2 separate regions of the Homo sapiens genome follow, and region 2 is linked to region 1. Evidence: read pairs that join two places in POLR2A ChIA-PET (ENCODE). Cell type or tissue: B cell. All regions are shown on one strand.

Region 1 (2,500 bases):
TGTTAAATTTAATGTGTTGATAATTTCTCTTTTAACCTATATATTTGATGTTCCTCCTGTTTCCTATCACATAGCTCTTAAAACCTTTGGGTTCTCCACAGTGATAAGAGTGTCTTTCGTTTACTAATAAGATGACTGGTGACACCCAGACAGCTTTGGGATGGGGGCCAGTCACCAGAAAGACTAAGGCATGTTTAGAGGGTTGGGACTTTAAGCCCAACCCCACAACCTTTAAGGAGGGGAGAGCAGCTAAAATTGATTTGATAACCAGTAGCCAATGATGTGAGCAATCACGCCTACATAAGTAAGCCTCCATAAAACCCCAAAAGGACAGGGTCCAGAGAACTTCCAATTAGCTGAACATGTGGAGGTGTCTGGAAGATGGCATGCTGGCGAGAGCATGAAAACTTCATACCCCTTTCCACGTACCTTGCCCTATGCAACTCTTCCTCTGGCTGTTTATTTTGTAATATCCTTTATAATAAATGGGAAAATGTAAGTAGTATTTCTCTGAGTTCTGTGACCCACTCAAGCAAATTAATTGAACCCAAGGAGGGGGCAGTGGGAGTCCCAATTTATAGCTTGGTGGTCAGAAGTATAGGTGGCAATCTACTACTTGTAATGGGCATCTGAAGTTGGTGGCACTCTTGTGGGACTGAGTCCTTAACCTGTGGGATCTGATGCTATCTTCAGGCAGACAGTGTCAGAATTGAACTGAATAAGAGGACATGCAGCTGGTGTCCACTGAAGAAGTATCTGGTGTATGGGGCAACAACCCTTACATGTCTGATGTCACAAGTATTGTACTGTGTGGTACGGCAGTAGGAAGAACATTTTGAGTTTTTCATATCTCTATTAAAAGATAATATAACTTCACAAGCATATGGGTACATATAAGCTGTGATTATACAGAAACTTCCTGCAAACTCCCAGCTTTCTAACAGCTGGCCATAAAGAAATTAAGACTCTCATTCCATAGGGGTCCTACCCAATACCCAGGAGGAAGGAATGCTGCACAGAGAGGCCAAGAGAAATCTGGAGAGGTAGGTGTTGCTGAGTTTCCTCACTCAGTCTATTAGCGTTAGATCATACCCATTTTGTCCAATCCTATTTCTATACAGCTGTCCACACTTCACTAATCCTAAGCATAAAAACGGATAATTTTTTCTGCATTTTTTGGGTCTTCATTCTGAAGGCTCCCATGACACATAAAGCTTTGATCGAATAAATTTGCTATGCTTTTCTCTAGTCAACCTGTCTTTGTTACAGGGGTGTTGGCCATGACCTTTATGATGGGCCAGAAAGGAATTACTCCCTTTCCTCCCCTACAGAACTTATACAGTATATAAAGGAGAGATTACACTAATATAATCTATTAATATATTCAATTTTTGGAATTCCTCTTTGGATTCTGCTTTCAAACTAATTCTTAAGTCTCACAAGAAAATCGGGTCCATCGCTTCAGGTACACTTTGTTTTTATTTTCCCAGTTTGATCACTAACCTTACTCAGTAAATTTGACTCCATATGAATTTTGTCTACTTCCAAAAATTTAATGAAAAGATGATGATTGAAGTTAATTCTAAAGAATATCATACTAGTGGCTAACATTTACTGAGGGCTTACCACGCACCAAATATTGTGATATTTCGTCAGGCACGGTATGTATACTTGCAGTCCCAGTTACTCCAGAGGATGAGGCAGGAGGATTGCTTGATCCCAGGAGCTCCAGGCTACAATGTGCTATGATCAACCTTGTGACTGGCCACTGCACTGCAGCCTGGGAAACACAGGGAGCCCCTGTCTCTAAAAAACAGACAGACAAATATATGTTGTGATAAGCTCTTTATGTGTATCATCATATTGAAAGAATTGAATACAACAACTCTATGAGATAAGTGTTATTTCCCATTTTACAGATGAAGATCTTAAATAATTTGTCCAAAATTCCTTAACTAATTGGTTTAGCCAAAACTTGAAATGTGATTTAATTCAAAACCCATGTTTTTAATGACCATGTCATATAGCTATCTGAGTTTCCTGGAGTCTAGATTATGTTTCCTTTGTTCTCTATGGCCTAGCATGATGCCATGGGCGGCAGGTGCCTGTAATCCCAGCTACTTGGGAGGTTGAGGAACAAAAATCACTTGAACTGGGGAGGTGGAGGTTGCGATGAGCCAAGATCGTGCCCCTGCGCTCCACCCTGGGCAACAGAGTGAGACTTCATCTCAAAAAAACAAAACAAAAAAAATCCTGAAGGAAACCCAGAAAATTTTATACAAAGAAAGGATCTCTGATATCATGATCCGGTCTCTCAAGGTGAGTAGTTTGAAAGGAATAAAAACCCCGTCTTTTTTTGTTTTTAAAAAGTTGATTATTATTTCACATACATTACAATATAGCCAAATGCCCCATTCCAATAGCCTCATTCACTACAGGTTAAGCACTCCAAATCTGAAAATCTGAAATATTTAAATATAAATGTAAAAAATATAAACAA
Region 2 (2,500 bases), 330 kb after region 1:
ATAAGAGAAGAGGGACTGCTCTGAGAAGGTTGAAAAGCTTGCCTGAACATACACTCATTCCAAAAAGTCAGGAAAACAAATTTTACATAAAAATAATATAAAAGTATCAAGATCAAATTCTATACACAGTTATTAAGAAAAAAATGCGAAGAAGGAGCAGATTAACATCCTTACAGACAATGAAAACACACCAGGGAGACACCATAAAACAGACCAAGACTAACTTAAAAACAAATACATCAGCCTGGGCATGGTGGTTCACACCTGTAATCCCAGCACTTTGGGAGGCCAAGGCAGGCTGATCACTTGAGCCCAAGAGTTCAAGACCAGCCTGGGCAATATGATGCAACCCCATCTCTACAAAAAAAAAAAAAAAATTAGCTGGGCATGGTGGCATGTGCCTATAGTCCCAGCTACTCAGGAAGCTGAGGTGGAAAGATCACTTGAGCCTGGAAGGTCCAGGCTGCAGTGAGCCATGTTTGAGCACTGACTCCGGGCTGGACAACAGAGTGAGACCCCATCTCAAAAATAATAATAATAACAGATAAACAGATAATGATTTAAGAGATAAAAGACAGTGAAAAAGAAAGATATGTTTAAATAAAAAGGAAATGAAGAGATAAACAAGATTTGAGGGAAATTGACAAATATTGAAAGCAGCAAAGATCAAACATACAGGTAATAGGAGTTCCTAAAGAAGAAAATCAAGTAAGGGAGGAACAGAACAAATGCCAAAAGATATAATTCAAGAAAACATTTCAGAAATTTAAAAATGTTGAAACTACAATTGAAAGTATACCAAGAGAATATACACCCTGAGTGACCAATATTAAAACATTCCATTAAACTTATTAAACTTTAAATAAAAAGCAAATATTATTTGGGCATCCAAATAGTAGATGGGGAAAAATTCCTCTTAATAAAAGTATTCCAACTCTAAATGGGAAAAAGATAGAATATAACCAGTTTGCAACTCCTCTGAATGAATAGATAGGCATTGAGCTTCACCCACTCCTAAGATCACAAAGAGACAACAAATCATAATGTGTCTCCTATAGTCATGCCAAATACCCTCAGTAATCTTGCCAAAGGAACCAAACGTGAGTTTGAACCATTCTCTGAACTTAGGTACCAATTTGCAGGAAATACCAAGGATAGAGAAATATGTTGAACTGCAACAGGAGTATAAAATCAGCAAAATCCAGACTGCAGGAAACTGTAGCAAATGGCCTGGGTTTTTCAACAGATACATTCTAAGGAAATGAAAGGGGTGGAGGAAGAATCTATAAATTGAAAGAGACAGGGCCAGGCATGACGGCTCATGCCTGTAATTCCAGCACTTTGGGAGGCTGAGGCGGGCGGATCACCTGAGGTCAGGAGTTAGAGACCAGCCTGGCCAAAATGGTGAAACCCATCTCTACTAAAAATTCAAAAAAAATAGCTGGGTGTAGTGGCACATGCCTGTAGTCCCAGCTACCTGGGAGGCTGAGACAGGAGAATCGCTTGAACCTGGGAGGTGGAGGTTGCGGTGAGCCGAGATCACGCCATTGCACTCCAGCCTGGGCAACAAGAGCGAAACTCCGTCTAAAAAAAAAAAAAAGAAGATACTTGAATAAGAACTTAAGAAGATGCTTAACATCATTAGTCAACAGGGAAACATCTAAATAGAATGGCTAAAATTTAAAAAACCAACCAAACCAAGTACTAGAGAAGATGTGGTGCAACTGGGGATCTCATACACTGCTAACAGGAATGCAAAATGACACAACCACTTTGGAAAAATATGTGGCAGGTTCTTAAAGTTTAATAGACACCTACCATATGACACAGCCATTCCAGTCTTAGCTTTTTTTTAATCCAAAAGAAATAGAAACATATATCAACACACAGCCTGGCCAACATGGCACAAACCCGTCTCTACTAAAAATACAAAAGTTAGCCAGGAGTGTTGGCATGCACCTGTAATCCCACTTACTTGGGAGGCTGAGGCACAAGAGTTGCTTGAACCCAGGAAGCAGAGGTTGCAGTGAGCCAAGATTGCGTCACTGCACTCCATCCTGGGCAACAGAGTGAGACCCTGTCTCAAAAAAAAAAAAAAAAAAACCCATACATCAACACAAAGATTTGTACCTAGATATTTATAGCAGCTTCATTTGTAATACCCCCAAACTGGAAACACCCCCAAATGTGTATTAACAGATAAATGGATGTATAATTGAGATCTATTTATACAAAGAAATACTACTGAACAATAAAAGGAAAAATTATCAATATATACAATAATATGAGTGAACCTCAAAATTATGATGCTGAGTAAAATAAGCCTGATAAAAAGAATGCACACTATATGCTTCTATTTATACAAAATTATATCTATAAAATCAATCTCCAGTGACAGAAAGCAGACCAATGGTTATCTGGGATGGAGCTGAAGGAAAGGATGACCACAAAGGTGCTATGGTCTGAGTTTGTGTCCCCCCAAAATTCATATATTGAAATC

The links. Peaks named below come from ENCODE experiments on the same cell type or tissue, not always from the same donor. Only the 100,000 strongest peaks of a DNase experiment are listed, where the experiment ranks them.
Region 2: POLR2A ChIA-PET joins it to region 1 with 5 read pairs; 4 of 35 experiments call an interaction of 5 or more read pairs at or near these places.

The regions. Positions count from the first base shown.
Region 1 is chr9:121,079,612-121,082,111 of GRCh38, reverse strand. CNTRL (centriolin) reads right to left here. Exons shown (of 44, transcript NM_007018.6): 2 at 1,634-1,806. Among named protein-coding and RNA genes, the nearest start is that of CNTRL, 5.9 kb to the right of the region's middle. In B cell, no CTCF peak of the experiment used is centred here; no DNase peak of the experiment used is centred here; H3K27ac peaks cover 789 bases.
Region 2 is chr9:120,749,855-120,752,354 of GRCh38, reverse strand. No RefSeq gene overlaps it. Among named protein-coding and RNA genes, the nearest start is that of MEGF9, 37 kb to the right of the region's middle. In B cell, no CTCF peak of the experiment used is centred here; no DNase peak of the experiment used is centred here.